Linked DNA regions of Homo sapiens: region 1 is linked to region 2. Evidence: read pairs that join two places in POLR2A ChIA-PET (ENCODE). Cell type or tissue: endothelial cell of umbilical vein. All regions are shown on one strand. Links, peaks and the distances in the headings refer to the core of each region. The heading gives the core; the rest is flanking DNA.

Region 1 (9,572 bases), core at 1-8,000, 120 kb before region 2:
GCTGAGTCAGCTCCACCTAAAACATTGAGAGAGGGAGTGATACAACCCCAAAAGAAGAAGGTTGTAGGGCTCTTTCCAGATTAAGGGGGAATGGATGCAGGGGGAGGGGGACAAAAACAACTGTGCACTATACCCAGAAATTGTTTAACTGTTTCCTTTTTTTCTCTAACTTTTTGAGGTACACCATACATTCAGTAATGTGCACCAATTTTAGACTTCAGTTTGATGAATCCTCACTTACATGTATACATTGGGGCAGTCACCCTCCAGATCAAGATACAGAACATTGCCAGGTCCCTAAAACATTCCCTCATTTCCCCTCCTAGTCAGTATCCCCCAGAAGCAACCACTATTTTGACCTCGATCATTATAGATTAGTTTTGCTTGCTCTTGAGTTTTATAAAAATGGAATCATACATTTTGCACAATATTAGTTTGTGGAATTCACCCATGTTACTGTATGTCTCAGAAGTTCAGTTTTTTTTTTTCAGCCAGGCGCAGTGGCTCATGCCTGTAATCCCAGCTCTTTGGGAGGCCGAGGCGGGCGCATCACTTGAGGTCAGGAGTTCCAGACCAGCCTAGCCAACATGGTGAAACCCTGTCTCTACTAAAAATACAAAAATTAGCTGGTCGTGGTGGTGGATGCCTGTAATCTCAGCTGCTCGCTGAGGCAGGAGAATCGCTTGAACCTGGGAGGCGGAGGTTGCAAGTGAGCTGAGATCGCGCCACTGCACTCCAGCCTAGGTGACGTAGTAAGACTCTGTCTCAAAAAAAAAAAAACAAGTTGAGTTTTTTCGTGCTGTGTAGTGGTCCTTTATTTGAATATAGCACAATTTAGCCATCCTACTTTTTTGTTTTTGTTTTTGAGATGTTCTCACTCTGGCCCCCAGGCTGGAATGCAGTGGTGCCATCAAGACTCACTGCAGCCTCGACCTCCTGGGCTCAAGTGATCCTCCCACCTCAGCCTCCCAAGTAGCTGAGACTACAGGCACATGCCACCACACCAGCTAATTTTTTCTATTTTTTGTAGAGATGGAGTCTCTGTTGCCCAGGCTGGTCTCGAACTCCTGGGCTCAAGTGATCCTCCCGCCTCAGCCTCCCAAGTAGCTGGGACTACAGGCACATGCCACCATGCCAGCTAGTTTTTCGTATTTTTTGTAGGGATGGCGTCTCACCCTGTTGCCCAGGCTGGTCTCAAACTCCTGGGCTCAAGCGATCCACCCACCTTAGCCTCCCAAAGTGCTGGGATTACAAGCGTGAGCCACCAAGCCTGGCCCAGCCATCCTGTTGAGGGACAACTGGGTTGTTTCTAGTTTGGGGGTATCATAAATAAAACTGCTGTGAAGGATTTTTTACATGCTGCTTGGTACACATGTTCACTCATCTACTCAGGCGTGGAATCATAGAGTAGGCATATGTTTAGCTTGTCTAGACACTGCCAAACAGTTTTCCAAAGTGGCTCTATTGACTTACATCCTCACCAGCAGTGTGTGGGAGCTCCAGCAGCTCCACGTCTTGGTTAGCACTTGGTGTTGTCAGTTTTTTTAATATTGGCCATTCTGGTGGTACCCAGGAATTTGAATCCATAGTTCCTGACTTGAAATCAGGGCCCTTCTTACTTTTAGCATGCTCAAGACAGGTTTGAATTTTGTAGCCTCGAATGGCCTCAGAAATCAATACCCAGGACCCACAATACAGCAGGCAAGCATATGAGGGAGCCCCTGCTCATGGCTCCAGTGCCTAGGGAGGGTCTCAGAGAGGCATCAGCTCTGGAGAGGCAGTCTAGCGTAGTGGCGAAAACTCAGGTTCTGGGAAGCAAGCAGCTAAGGTTCAGATCCCAGCTCTGCCATCGCAAAGCTGCCTCGGGGTGGAACATTAGTACCTACCTCACAGGGTGATCATGAGAATTAAAAGAATAGGTGGATATGAAATAATAGTGCCTTACACATGATAAATGCTATATAAATGATAGCTGCTGCTCTTTCTATTGTTGACCTGAAGTAAGCCCTGAGTCCCCCTGGAGCGGGGGTAAGGCCACAAGCAGATGGCATCTGGCATAGCCCCATGTAATAAGATTCAGTAATCCGGTCTGACTGAGGCGGGGGGAAAAGTAGCATAGTGGCTAGAAGTGATTCTTTACTGGGGCCCAGCGAAAAGTCACCCTCCACTACTGGGGAGCCCCTGCTTATCCCAGGCCCAAGGCTCTTTGGCCAGTGACACTACTGAGGTGTCACACCTGAGGGGAAGAAATGGAATCATGCATGAAATGGAACCAAGAGGAAGTGGAAGCATACTCTTAGCCCAGAGCTAGATGCAAAGCAGCTGTTTGAATATAACAACCCACCAGTGCAGACACAGATCTAGACATGTACCTGTATAGCAGCCAATGAGGGGTGGCATGAGGGACAAGGGCCTGGGATTCAGGAGCCCTAAGTGTTGGTCTGAGCACTGCCACCAGCTATATGTGACCTGAGGCCTTGTGAAGTGGAAGTTAGAAGAAATCACAGTTCCCAGCTCAAATCCTGAAGAAGTAGCAATGAACAGGTAGAGTTTCCTCCCAGAGCCCTAAGCCAGGTGTGGTGCACGTGCCTGCAATCCCATCTGCTCGGGAGGCTGAGGCAGGAGGATCGCTTGAGCCCAGGAGTTCAAATCCAGCCTGGGCAACATAATGGGAGCCTCTTAAAAAAAAAAAAAAGAAAGAAAGAAAAAAGGGGCCAGGCGCCAGGCGCGGTGGCTCACGCCTGTAATCCCAGCACTTTGGGAGGCTGAGGTGGGCGGATCACAAGGTTAGGAGATCGAGACCATCCTGGCTAACACGGTGAAACCCCATCTCTACTAAAAATACAAAAAATTAGCTGGTCGTAGTGGCGGGTGCCTGTAGTCCCAGCTACCGGGAGGCTGAGGCAGGAGAATGGCATGAACCCGGGAGGCGGAGCTTGCAGTGAGCTGAGATCGTGCCACTGCACTCCAGCCTGGGCGACAGAGCGAGACTCTGTCTCAAAAAAAAAAAAAGAAGAAGAAGAAGAAAGCCCTTCCTTCCCTCACAGCAGTCCCTGCCAGATGAGCTGTCCCCACCCCCAAACCAGATGCTCTGATGAGCAGTCACTAGTGTAAAATACAATAGGAAGAACACTTTCTCCCTCTGACCATCCATCCACCTAACCTCACCTCTCTGCCCTGTGCAAAGCCCTGTTACAGAGACAGGGCAGACCCGTCCCCGGCCTGTCTCTCCCAAGCTTACTGTTCATATATGCTGCTTCATCTGTCTAGGAATATCAGAACGCAGTTCTGTAAATGTTCAACTCTTCAGTGCAATGACCCCATTAGCCACTAGGTGGAGTCAGCTTCTTTTTTCTAGCAAGGTAGACCAGCCCTGGGACTTTACTGTTTGATTTAATGGGAAGAGAACAGGGTGACTTCACGAGCCCCTGTATATGCTATTTCAGTTAACCCTCAGGACAACTGGCAAAGACTTGATTTCACAGGAGAAAGTCAGGGACAAAGTCTTGCAGAGCTTACACAACCAAGAAGTAGCCTTGGAGAGAGATTTGATCTTAGCACTTCTGCTCATTCCCAAGGCCGATTTCCCCTTCCCTCAGGACATTTCCCTCAGGAGGCCCTCTCTGTTTGAGGGCTGTAACTTAGTCACCTGTCTAGAAGTACACCTGATGTCAGGCCAGCTCCACAGCCCTTCTTTTCCTTTTCTCCTTTGGGTGACAAACCTGCTCCATTCTCAGATCCTGTGGTTCCGAGGGACTGGCCCTGCTCTCTGATTCCAGGAGTGAGCCTGTGACCCGACTGAGTAATCACAGTCATAGTCTTCAGCTGTTAGTGTCCAGCATGTAAGGACAGCCTGCTTCAGAACTAAGCCAACACAGAGGAGGCCGGGCTCGGTGGCTCACACCTGTAACCCCAGTACTTTGGGAGGCCAAAGCAGGCAGATTACTTGAAGTCAGGAGTTCAAGGCCAGCTGGCCAACATGATGAAACCCTGTCTCTACTAAAAATACAAAAATTAGTCAGGCGTGGTGGCGCACGTCTGTAGTCCCAGCTACTCAGGAGGCTGAGGCAGGAGTATTGCTTGAACCCGTGAGGCGGAGGTTGCAGTGAGCCGAGATCACACCACTGTACTCCAGATAAGGAGAGACTCATTTCTGATGACTACCTGGATCCAGCTATGCCTGAAGCTAATATCCCCCAGGACTTTTTAGTTATGACTTTTCTTTAAGTCAGTTGAGTTTCTATAACTTGCAACCAAGATTTCTGCCTAATACTTGCTCCAGCTCCCCTTGTCAACCTGGGGACCTCCACTCATCCAGAGATCACTGGCCCCCAAGGCCAAGTTGGCTGCCCTTTGTGTTCCCAGATGCCCTGTGTTCCCCTCTAGCATAGCCCTTAATATGCTGTGTTACGATGATCTAATTCCCTGTCTCTTCTTTTAGACTAGAAACTGCTTGAGGGCAGGAATTGGGTCTTATGATACTGCATCCCTGGTCCCTAGCATAGGACTGTGCTTATGTTTTAATAACTGCTTGGTGATTGAATACATTAATGAATAAATGAATAAAAATGGGTATGGTCTGGTAGGGACCATTGCTGGGATTTCACAGGAAAGACATTTATTTTGTTTGTTTTTTGAAACAGCGTCTCACTCTGTCACACAGGCTGGAATGCAGTGGTGCAAACACAGCTCATTGCAGCCTCGACCTCACTGACTCAAGTGATCCTCCCACCTCAGCCTCCCGAGTAGCTGGGACTACAGGCGCACACCACCACACCCAGCTAATTATCTTATTTTTTGTAGACACAAGGTCCCACTGTGTTGCCCAGGCTGGTCTTGAACTCCTGAGCTCAAACGATCCTCCCACCTCGGCCTACCAGAGTGCTGGGATTGCAGACGTGAGCCACCGCACCTGGCCGGAAAGACTTATTGAGGGAGATGATCCTCTAGTGGTCATGAAGGTCAAAGGAGCCAGGTTGCTGGGGTGGGAGGAGGCTTAGTGAAAGGAACTAGAAGAGGCGAGTTGTGGAACACAGTTGATTGTTTCAATAATGGCCTCCCATGAATCATTGCCTCCCTGTGCCTGTGTCCTTTTGCAATGTGACTTTATCATTGCTCCCATCAAGATCGGGCGGGCGGGGGAGGGGGGGGGTCCATTTCCCAGTCTCTTGAATCTGAACTAGTCTTGTGAGTTGCTTTGATCAGAGAATTCAGTAACATGACTGTACGACTTCCAAGGTTAGGACTTAAGTGCTCATGCAGCTTCCGTTCCTGACCCTGTGAAAGGAAGTTTGGGCTAGACCATGTGGCGACCACAGACCAGGTAGAGAGAGAAGCCAACAGCCAGCTCCATACATGTGAGGGAGGACATCCCAGACCCTCTAGCATAGCCAATCCACAGCATAAGCAGAACTGCCACCTGAGCCCAGCTAATCACAGAATTGTGAGAAATAATACATTGTTTTAAATAATTAAGTTTGGGAACAGTTTGTGCAGTAAAGGCTCACAGAATCACTAGGTATAATAATCAGAAGCTTCCTAGTGTCTGTTTACCCTTCTTCCTATAATAAGCTTTTCTTTGAAAAACCCCACCCTCAGCTTATGTAGTCCGGGTGGGGAAGACCTCCACTCTCCTGGCTTTTGCCAGAACAGTTGAGAAGTTGCCAAGTGGGAATGTCTCGAGCCCAGAGCTGTTAGTGGCCTTCTTTGTCACTTCTTAGGGAGCACCTGTCATAGAGAAGAAGACAGAAGAGAGAATGAGTTTTGACCATACTGTTGGGAACCAGGATCAAGCTGTTTCTGGAGCCTGATTCACACCAGGACTTACAGTCATGCTCCTGTAGTCCCAGCTACTCAGGAGACTAAGGCAGGAGAATTTCTTAGGCCCAGGAGTTCACATCCAGCCTGGGCAGCACAACAGACCTCATCTCTTTAAAAAGTGCATGAGCCAGTACATTCACTATTTTGTGTAAGCAGGTTTGAATTTGAGTTTCTGTGTCTTGCAACTGAATGAAAACGTTCGCTGAGAGCCAGAAAAATTGATAGAGGCTGAGCAGCTCCAGGGCAGAGGGCAGTTAGGTCAGACAGAGGAGGGATTCCTGGCCGGGCAAGTTGGCTCACACCTGTAATCCCAGCACTTTGGGAGGCCGAGGCGGGCGGATCACGAGGTCAGGAGAACGAGACCATCCTGGCTAACACGGTGAAACCCGTCTCTACTAAAAATACAAAAATTTAGCCGGGCATGGTGGTGGGCATCTGTAGTCCCAGCTACTCGGGAGGCTGAGGCAGGTGAATGGCATGAACCCAGGAGGCGAAGCTTGCAGTGAGCCGAGATCGCGCCAGTGCACTCCAACCTGGGCGACAGAGCAAGACTCCCTCCGTCTCAAAAAAAAAAGAATTTTTTTTAAATAAAAATAAAATATATCTACATTTTGGCCGGGCATGGTGGCTCACGCCTGTAATCCCAGCATTTTGGGAGGCCAAAGCAGGTGGATCATGAGATCAGGAGTTCAAGACCAGCCTGGACAACATGGTGAAACCCCGTCTCTATTAAAAATACAAAAAAAAACTAGCCGGGCATGGTGGTGGGTGCCTGTAATCCCAGCTACTCATGAGGCTGAGGCGGGAAAATGGCTTGATCCCAGGAGGCAGAGGTTGCAGTGAGCCGAGATGAGTAACACTGTACCCCGGCCTGGGCGACAGAGCCAGACACCGTCTCAAAAAACAAACAAACAAAAAAATCTACACTTTTTAATACTCCTCCCTTCAATAGGTCAAGTTTAATTTCTACCCTATATCCCCTAATATGGGCTGTAAGTAGCAATTCACTTTACTTACTGATTGATTGATTGACTCAAGGTCTTGCTGTGTCCCCCAGGCTGGAGTGCATGGCACAATCATAGGTCACTGCAGCCTCGATCTCCTGGGCTCAAACAGTCCTCCCACCTCAGCCTCCTGAGTAGCTGGAACTACAGGCATGCGCCACTGTGCCTGGCTAATTTTTTTTTCCTTTTTTTTTGAGACAGAGTTTCTCTCTTGTCGCCCAGGCTAGAGTGCAGTGGTGCAATCTCGGCTCACTGCAAACTCTGCCTCCTGGGTTCAAACGATTCTCCTGTCTCAGCCTCCCAATTAGCTGGAATTACAGGCACCCGCCACCACGCCCAGCTAATTTTTGTACTTTTAATAGATACAGGGTTTCACCAGGTTGACCAGGCTGATCTCGAACTCCCAACCTCAGGCGATTGACCTGCCTCAGCCTCCCAAAGTGCTGGGATTACAGGCGTGAGCCACCACGCCCGTCTGGCTAATATTTTTTATTAGGGTCTCACTCCGTTGCCCAGGCTGGTCTCAAACTCCTAGGCTCAAGGAATCCTCCTCGCTCAGCCTCCTGAAGTGCTGGGATTATAGGCGTGAGCCACTGTGCCTGGCTGTGACTCACTTTTAACTAATAGAATAAGACAGAAGTGACAAGAATCTGATGTCTGAGAGTAAGTTATACATTACATTGCAGCTTCAATATTTCTCTCTTGGATCACCAGCTCTGAGGGAAACCAGCTAACGTGTTGTGGGAACACTCAAGCAGCCCTATCAAGAGGCTGTTGTTGAGAGAAATGTAGGTCTTCTACCAATGACAAAGATTCTTTGGTTGGCCAAATTTTAGTCAGGCTTCTGAGCCTTCTCCTAGGTCCATCTGTGCACTTCCTTGTAAAATCTAGTTTTAGCAAAGAACCTGCTAAGTCTAGTTTAGCAAGAACTGCCGCCCATCTTCGATATCTGATCAGGTTCCTCCTCCTCCACCATCCCCCAGGTGATGGCTGATGGGCCTGTCTTCAGCAAGAATCCTGTTGGGTCAGTTTGGACAGAACCCCTTTACCCCAACGTTTCCTCTTAGTCATTTTCCATTCACTGCTCCCCACTCTGTTCCTTGGCTCAGAATTCCCACTCGCCCATGCTGTATTCAGAATGGAGCCCAATCTCTCTCCCCCTCTGCAAGATCCCATTGCAGTGGTCCCTGTGACTATCTCAATGGTCCTGAATAAAGTTTTCTTTACTGTGCTTTAATAAGTATCGTTGAGCCGGGCGTGGTGGCTCACGCCTGTAATCCCAGCAGTTTGGGAGGCTGAGGTGGGTGGATCATTTGAGGTCAGGAGTTTGAGACCATCCTGGCCAATATGGTGAAACCCCGTCTCTACTAAAAATACAAAAATTAGCTGGGCATGGTGACAGGTGCCTGTAATCCCAGCTACTTGGGAGGCTGAGGCTGGAGAATCGCTTGAACCCAGGAGGCGGAGGTTGCAGTGAGCCGAGATCACGCCACTGTACTCCAGCTTGGGCGACAGAGCGAGACTCTCAAGAAAAATAAATAAATAAACATAAAAACAAGTATCTTTGAATAATTTTTTCTTTAACACCAATAGTCAGCCAAATATTTGTTATGTAAAGTCGTTAAGTTTAAAAGTAATGTGTTATGAAGCAATGGATAACTAATACAGGTCTTTTTCCTAAAAGCCATGGAAATTTATTAAAAGGTTTTAAACAAATAGCAGTGAAAACAGGATGAATTTGCTGCCATGTAAACAAATGAGTACTATGGCCAAAGAGCCAACAGAGGAGAGTGGAGACACAAAGGAAGGGTGTTCTACTGAGAAGGAGCCTTTTATTTATAAAGGGTTTAAGAAAAAGGATTAGCCGAAGAAAAAATTATTTGGTTCACATAGTGAAATGTTCAAAGAAGGAATGGCTTCAGGCAAGGCTTGATCCGGGTGCACTCCAGCTCTTGGCCCTCTTGTTTCCTTTATTGCTGTCTTTCACAGAGAAGCTCTCCCAAGCAACTCTAGGCATCCCTATTCACAGCTCAGCTTCTCAGAGAGTTGGTTTCCTATTCATTCCAATAAAAGACCTAGACTGGCTCCCATTGGCCCTCCCATGGTCACATGCTCATCTCTGACTTAATCACAATGGCCTGGGAGATGGAATATTCTCCTTAGCCAGGTCTGGGTCACATGTCCACCATAAATGCCAAGGAGGAGTGTTGGTTTCATCCAGTCCCCCGTGGACTGCTAGTAGGGGAGGACCACGACATCAAGAAAAGTTTGAGGGGTCGTTACCAGAGAGAGGAAAAGGGTTTTAATGTCCAGTTTAGGGTGGCCAGGAGGGATCTGAAAGAAAAAGGAATGCCTGGCCAGGCGCGGTGGCTCACGCCTGTAATCCCAGCACTTTGGGAGGCCGAGGCAGGTGGATCACCTGAGGTCAGGAGCTCGAGCCCAGCCTGGTCAACATGGTGAAACCCCATCTCTACTAAAAATATAAAAATTAGCTGGGCATGGTGGTGAGTGCCTGTAATCCCAGCTACTCGGGTGGCTGAGGCAGGAAAATTGCTTGAACCCGGGAGGTGGAGGTTGCAGTGAGCTGAGATTGCACCACTGCACTCCAGCCTGGGCAACAGAGCAAGACTCCATCTCAAAAAAAGAAAAGAAAAGAAAAGGGAATGCCTGAGAGGAGTCCAGAAATACCTGCTGAATGGCAGGTATCTGGTAGAATGCCTGGAAAGCGGGGAGGACAGATAGGCAGGC
Region 2 (8,000 bases), core at 1-8,000:
CAATTAACTTTGAAGTCGTATTCTTTTTGAGAATTTACTTGATAACCATCAATATGGTCCCTTAGATTTTTTTAAAGACAGATCTCACTCTGTAGCACAGGCTGGAGTGCAGTGGGCATGAACATGGTCCACTGTAGCCTCGAATTCTTGGGCTCAAGCAGTCCTCCTACCTGTCTCCCAAGCAGCTGGGAGTACAGGCATGCACCACCATGCCCAGCTAATTTTTTAAATTTTTTGTAGAGACTGGGTCTGACATGTTGTCCAGGCTGATCTCAGACTCCTAGGCTGGAGTGATCCTGTCACCTCAGCCTCCCAAAGTGCTGGAATTTATAGGCAAGAGCCACAGCATCTGGCCCCCTTAGGGCTTTTTATTTTATTTTATTCTTTTTACTTTTGAGGCAGAGTCTAACTCTGTTGCCCAGGCCGGCGTGCAGTGGCGCAATCTTGGCTCACTGCAACCTCTGCCTCCCTGGTTCAAGCAATTCTCTTGCCTCAGCCTCCCGAGTAGCTGGGATTACCGGCATGCGCCGCCATGCCCTGCCAATTTTTGTATTTTTTTCTCTTTTTAGCAGAGACAGGGTTTCGCTGTGTTGGCCAGGCTGATCTCAAACTCCTGGCCTCAAGTTATCTGCCTACCTCGGCCTCCCAGAGTACTGGGATTACAGATGTGAGCCACTGTGCCTGGCCCCTTAGAGCTTTTTAAAAGAAAGTAAGATGTAGTTCTTGTTTCATTTTCTAGTAGCTCTATATACAGGAGGAACTAATCCCAGGTTTTTTTTTTTTCCGAGACGGAGTCTTGCTCTGTCTCCCAGGCTGGAGTGCAGTGGCGCCATCTCGGCTCACTGCAAGCTCCGCCTCCTGGGTTCACGCCATTCTCCTGCCTCAGCCTCCCGAGTAGCTGGGACTACAGGCGCCCGCCACCATGCCCAGCTAATTTTTTATTTTTAGTAGAGACGGGGTTTCACCGTGTTAGCCAGGATGGTCTCGATTTCCTGACCTCGTGATCTGCCCGCCTCGGCCTCCCAAAGTGCTGGGATTACAGGCATGAGCCACTGCACCCAGCCTTTTTTTTTTTTTTCTTTTTTTTTTTTGAAGAGTCTCTCTGTCGCCGAGGCTAAAGTACGGTGGCTCTTGGCTCGCTGCAACCTCCGCCTCCAGGGTTCAAGCGATTCTCCTGTCTCAGCCTCCCAAGTAACTGGGTAGGATTACAGGTGCCCGCTAACACCCCCGGCTAATTTTTGTATTTTTAGTAGAACAAGGTTTCACCATGTTGGCCAGGCCGGTCACGAACTCCTGACCTCAGGTGATCCACCTGCCTCGGCCTCCCAAAGTGCTGGGATTACAGGCATGAGCCACTGTGCCCAGCCAATCCCAGTATTTTTAATGAGATTTAACTTCTGTGAGTATTTAGAAGAATTCTTTGCTGTTTTCTCTGGGGCTTATGTCTGAAAGTAAAGTGTTAGCTGGGACTACAGGCATGTGCCACCACTCCTGGCTATTACTATTGTTAATACGCTAATAGAAATATTGGTTTGAAAAGCATGTAGAATATCACATGCAGAAGGGTCTGAAGTCTCTTGATATTATTAAAAATTCTTCCTATAATTTTTTCTCCATTTTTTTTTTCCCTTTGTGTTTTGATCCAAGGACTAGATCAAGGGTGTCTTTTCCTTCGGATGATTTTCTTTATTGTGTGTGTTTTTAGTTCTTTAAAAATAAAGCCAGCTTAATTTTATTTTCAAAATACGGATAGATTCATTATATAAAACAATTATAAGTTGAGAACTATGTATAAAGGGCTATGTTATGAACAATTAAGATGGAATAATTTAGTTGTACTTATTTTGTAATTCTTTTTAGGCTAGAGTGTTTTCATTCTCAATTTTTCATACATTGCTTTTTCAGAAGGCTAATAGGAATGACAATAATGTTTCAAAATATTTTGATTCTTATTGATGCCCCATGTTTTGTCTGTCTAAAGTGTCAACCTAAGAAAAAGTCTACGCCACTGAAGTATGAAGTTGGAGATCTCATCTGGGCAAAATTCAAGAGACGCCCATGGTGGCCCTGCAGGATTTGTTCTGATCCGTTGATTAACACACATTCAAAAATGAAAGGTAATACTTGCAGTGATTATACATGTTAAAGGCAGTTGCCTTTAGAATAACTCAATTTTTGTTATCTTAATAATAATATATTTTTTTCCTTGGAACATTTTGTGAATGAATTGGTGTTACATATTTTATCTTTTGGGGCTTTTAAAAGTTCGTTTTACTCTATGATTTAAACCTTCTCTCAGTTTTTTTTTTTTGTTTGTTTGTTTTTGAGACGGAGTCTCGCTCTTGTTGCCCAGGCTGGACTGTAGTGGTGCAATCTCAGCTCACTGCAACCTCTGACTTGTGAGTTCAAGCGATTCTCCTGCCTTAGCCTCCCGAGTAGCTGGGATTACAGGCATCCGCCACCACGCTTGGCTAATTTTTGTTTTTTGTTTTTTTTTTTAATTTTTTATTTGAGATGGAGTTTTGCTCTTGTTGCCCAGGCTGGAGTGCAGTGGCGTGATCTCAGCTTACCGCAACCTCTGCCTCCCGGGTTCAAGCAATTCTTCTGGCTCAGCCTCCTCAGTAGCTGGGATTGCAGGCATGTGCCACTACGCCCAGCTAATTTTGTATTTTTAGTAGAAACGGGGTTTCTCCATGTTGGTCAGACTGGTCTCGAGCTCCCGACCTCAGGCGATCTGCCTGCCTTGGCCTCCCAAAGTGCTGAGATTACAGGCATGAGCCCTGCACCAGGCCTAATTTTTGTATTTTTAGTAGAGACGGGGTTTCACCATGTTGGCCAGGCTGGTCTTGAACTCCTGAGATGAGGTGATCCGCCCGCCTTAGACTCCCAAAGTATGGGGATTACAGGCGTGAGCCACTGTGCCCGGCTGATTTAAACATTCTCAATTATTCTGTTGATGCCAGGAAGGTGTTAGGCCATTTTTCTAATGTTTACATTGTCCGGAATCACCTTTTAGTATATTTACGTATTTCTACTTTAATCAGGTTTGTATCATTTTTTATAATATAAAAGCTGAAACAATTGTAAATGTTTATTAATAATTTTGAAGTTTAAAATTTTAATTTGGAGTATTTCCTTTAAATGCTATTGTTTGTTTTTCAGTTGATTGTTGTGTTTGAATCTTAGGTACCTTAGTTTTAAATTACTCTAAAGGATGGGGCTGAAACTTGATTTATTTTTATTTTATTTTATTTTAGAGAAGAATTTCTGCTCTGTCTCCCAGGCTGGAGTGCAGTGGCGTGATCTCGGCTCACTGCAAGCTCTGCCTGCTGGGTTCATGCCATTCTCCTGCCTCAGCCTCCCGAGTAGCTGGGACTACAGGCGTCCGCCACCATGCCTGGCTAATTTTTTTGGTATTTTTAGTAGAGACGGGATTTCACCGTGTTAACCAGGATGGTCTTGATCTCTTGACCTCGTGATCTGCCTGCCTCGGCCTTACAAAATGCTGGGATTACAAGCGTGAGCCACCGTGCCGGGCCAATTTTTGTATTTTTAGTAGAGATGGGGTTTCACCATGTTGGCCAGGCTGGTCTTGAACTCCTGACCTCAGGTGATCCTCCTTCCTCAGCCTCCCAAAGTGTTGGGATTACAGGTGTGAGCCACTGCACCTGGCCTGAAACTTGATTTGAGCTGTCCTTTTTTCTGTTAGGATGGTAGTGATTTTATTTTAGTTTTAATATATGTATTTTAGTTTCTGAAAGTCAGATGTTGGTGAGATTCAGAAAAATCAGCTTACTCTCTGCTTTGCTGTGATCCGCCACATTCTTCACTCCTTTCAACAGGCAACCAATTGATATTAATTTTTGTTGTTGTTGTTGTTGTTTTGTTTTGAGACGGAATCTTGCTCTGTCACGTACGTTGGAGTGCAGTGGCGCAATTTCGGCTCACTGCAACCTCTGCCTCCCGGGTTCAAGCAATTCTCCTCCTGCCTCAGCCTCCAGAGTAGCTGGGATTACAGGTGCGTGCCACCATGCCCAGCTAATTTTTGTATTTTAGTAGAGACGGGGTTTCACCATGTTGGCCAGGCTGGTCTCAAACTCCTGACCTCAAGTGAACCACAGGTCTTGGCCTCCCAAAGTGTTTGGATTACAGGCGTGAGCCACCACACCTGGCTGATATTAATATATTTTTATATACATAATGTTTTTTCATATAAATTATATTTTTATTTACATGAGTAAATACATACTTCTTAGTCATCTTCCACGTCTTTCCTTTATCACAAACAGAACATTGTATATTTTGCAGCTTGCCTTTTCCACTTTGTGGAGATTTTTTTCATATTTTTATTATTTATGTATTTGTTTATTTTTCTGAGACAGGATCTCATTCTGTTGCCTAGGCTGGAGTGTAATGGCATAACAACGCCTCACTGAAGCCTTGATCTCCAGGGCTCAAACAGTCATCCAACCTCAGCATCCTGAATAGCTGGAATAGCTGGAATAGCTGGGAGCACAGACGTGTGCCACCACACATGGCTTTTTTTTTTTTTTTTTGGGTGGAGATAGTGTCTCCATATATTACCCAGGCTGGTCTTGAAATCCTGAGCTTAATAAGGGATCCTCCCACCTTGGCCTTCCGGAGTGCTGGAATTACATGTGTGAGTCACCATGCCTCTTTTTTTTTTTTTTTTTTTTTTTAAAAAGGATGATTTCTCCAAAGTAGAATTCCTGGATTTGATTTTATATTTTGAATAATGAGGTGCCCAAAAACCTTTATAAATTTTAGTGTCTTTTTTTTTTTTTTTTTTTTTTTTTGAGGCAGAGCCTTGCTCTGTCTCCCAGGTTGGAGTGCAGTGGCACAATCTCGGCTCACTGCAAGCTCCACCTCCTGGGTTCACACCATTCTCCTGCCTCAGCCTCCCGAGTACCTGGGACTACAGGTGCCAGAACCTAGCACAGTACTAGGTTTTGTGTCTGGGCGCAGTGGCTCACACCTGTAATTCCAGCACTTTGGGAGGCTAAGGCGGGCAGATCACCTGAGGTCAGGAGTTCGAGACCAGTCTGGCTGACATGGTGAAACCCTGTGTTTACTAAAAATACAAAAATTAGCCAGGTGTGTTGGCATGCTCCTACAATCCCAGCTACTGGGGAGGCTGAGGCAGAAGAATTGCTTGAGCCCGGGATGTGGAGGTTGCCGTGATCCAAGATCACACTACTGCACTACAGCCTGGGTGACAGAGCGAGACTCTGTCTCAAAAGAAGAAAATAACTTAGTGTGTTAAAAATTTAATACCTTGACCAGACACGGTAGCTCATGCCTATAATCCCAGCACTTTGGGAGTCCGAGGTGGGAGGATCACTTGAGCCTAGGAGTTTGAGACCAGCCTTGGCAATACAATGAGACACTTTCTCTTTAATTCAAAAAAAATGTTGATACCTTATCCTTTGTGACCTGTCTGGATATTTAAATTCTACTACTAGAAAACTCTGAGTCCTTCTTTTCTAACCTCCCTGTCCCTATGACTGCTGGTTTCTTACTCATTAGGGTGTCTCTCTCTCTCTCTCTCCTCGTCTCTCTTTTGATTGAGGGTCTCGTTCTATTGCCCAGGCTAGAATGCAGTGGCGTGATCATGACTCATTGCAGCCATAGCTTCCCAGGGTCAAGCGATCTTCCCTCCTGTGCCTTCCAAGCAGCTGGGGCTACAGGCATTCGCCACTATGCCTGGCTTAGTTTTTAATTTTTTTGTAGAGACAGGGTTTTGCCTTGTTGCCCAGGCTGGTCTGAAACTCCTGGGCTCAAGCGATCTGCCCGCCTCGGCCTCCCAAAGTACTTGGGATTACTGACAGGAGCTACCGCACTCAGCCTATTTATAGTGTTTCTTATGCATACTAGTTGAGTCCATGCTATTTATTTGACAAATAGTAAATACCTTGTATAGATTGAGTACTGTGCTAGGTTTTGGGATTCATTATTGGGCCATACATCTATACTGCTTGCTCTCATGAGAAATTAGAATCTAGTATAAGGGACAAGACACCAGAAAATAATCAAATGCATTATTACTTAACTGAGAAGTCTGTCCAAGGAACAATTTTGATGCCTATTCAGTGATATAACAGGGATAACTGACCTGGACTCTTCATCAGTGGTGTTTGCTAATAAAGTTATCTCTGATCTGTTACTTGAGAGGATGAGTTGGGAGTTAACTAGGGAAGAGAGAAGAAGATGGTTCCAGGAATCTGCAGCTCACAGAGTAAGGGAGGGTGGCACAGTATGAGGCTGGGAAGTAGATATGGGACAAAGTGTTCAGTGCCTTGTTGACTTTGTTAAAAAATTTTGTTATTTTTATCTCAGAAACAATGTATATAATTAAAAAGTGTTTAGCAGGAGCCGCCATGCTCTGATCTGTTCATTTTAAAAGTTCACTGTGGCTGGATTGTTGAACATGTGTTAGAAGGGGACCACAAATAAGTAAAAAGAGACAGTTAAGTCATTATTAGTGATTATGGTGTGATGAAAATTGCGAATAGAAAATAAAAACAGATGAGGAGGTAAAATGCATCTGATGTAGTAATGCATTGGATAATGTTGACTGAGGGAGAATGAAGTCCTGAGGCTTTCAGTTCTCAGGTTTCCATATCATAGGATGGCTCCCACGTTTTTAGCTTCATCACTGGATGGCTGAATAGATCGTCATTTACTGAGAGAACACCAGAGCATCTATAACTCAGAAAGGACATATTCTTGTTCATATTAGTTGGAGCCATGGGCAAGGCATGGGTGAGATTTTTTGGGACAAAAGATACTATGAGACAAAAGGTACATTGAGGAAGACATCATTTGACATCTGTATGAAAGAGACTGAGCTTGCTGAAAAAGAATGATGAAAAAGAATCAGATGAAACAGGTGGAAGAGGAAAAGTAGGAGAATGTGGCTAGAGTACAGTAGTATGTACTGGGGATATGTTCTAAGATTCTCAGTGGATGCCTGAAACTGGATAGTACTGAATCCCATATATATAATGTTTTTCCTGTACATACATACCTATTATAAAGTATCATTTATAAATTGGGCATTGTGGCTGGTTGTGGTGGCTCACGCCTGCAATCCAGCACTTTGGGAATCCGAGGCGGGCGGATCACTTGAGGTCAGGAGTTGAAAGCCAGCCTGGCCAACATGGTGAAACCCTGTTTCTTCTAAAAACACACAAAAAATTAGCTGGGCGTGGTGGTGGATGCCTGTAATCCCAGCTACTGGGGAGGCTGAGGCAGGAGGATTGCTTAAACTTGGGAGGTGGAAGTTGCAATGAGCCGAGATCATACCACTGCTCTCCAGCCTGGGCAATGGAGCAAGACTCCATCTAAAAAAAAAAAAATAGTAAATAAAAAATAAATTGGGTATTGTAAGAGATCAGTAACAACTAATAATAAAACAGGGCGGGTGCAGTGGCTCACGCCTATAATCCCAGCACTTCGGGAGGCCGAGGCAGGCGGATCACAAGGTCAGGCGATGGAGACCATCCTGGCTAACAAGGTGAAACCCTGTCTCTACTAAAAATACAAAACATTAGCTGGGCAGGGTGGCGGGCGCCTGTAGTCCCAGCTACTTGGCAGGCTGAGGCAGGAGAATGGTGTGAACCCGGGAGGCGGAGCTTGCAGTGAGCCAAGATGACGCCACTGCACTCCAGCCTGGGCGAGAGTGCGAGACTCCATCTCAAAAAATAAATAAAACAGAACAATTACACTGTAATAAAAGTTATGGGAATCTGTCCCCTACCTTCGACCCCAATAGCTTATTTTACTGTATCACAGGTAACTGAAACCATCGAAAGTGAAGTCTCACGTGAGCTGGGACCACTGTAGTTTAAGGACGATGTGGTCAATTTTGCTGAGTGTTGCCTAGAGAGCAAATAAAATGTCCATTAGGGATAAGAAGGTGGAGATCACGAGTACCTTTTTTGTTGTTGTTGGTTTCATTGAGGTAGAAGTTAGATTGG

The links. ChIA-PET counts read pairs that join two places held together with the same protein. Peaks named below come from ENCODE experiments on the same cell type or tissue, not always from the same donor. Only the 100,000 strongest peaks of a DNase experiment are listed, where the experiment ranks them.
Region 1: POLR2A ChIA-PET joins it to region 2 with 12 read pairs; 4 of 35 experiments call an interaction of 5 or more read pairs at or near these places.

What each region holds. Positions count from the first base shown.
Region 1 is chr5:177,068,686-177,078,257 of GRCh38, forward strand. It overlaps a transcript of ZNF346 not described here. Among named protein-coding and RNA genes, the nearest start is that of FGFR4, 13 kb to the right of the region's middle. In endothelial cell of umbilical vein, for the core only: a CTCF peak has its summit at 3,328 (motif pointing right); a DNase peak (open chromatin) is centred at 3,326.
Region 2 is chr5:177,189,903-177,197,902 of GRCh38, forward strand. It overlaps NSD1 (nuclear receptor binding SET domain protein 1), which reads left to right. Exons shown (of 23, transcript NM_022455.5): 3 at 1,982-2,117. Among named protein-coding and RNA genes, the nearest start is that of NSD1, 60 kb to the left of the region's middle. In endothelial cell of umbilical vein, for the core only: no CTCF peak of the experiment used is centred there; DNase peaks (open chromatin) are centred at 4,519 and 5,639; H3K27ac peaks cover 2,748 bases.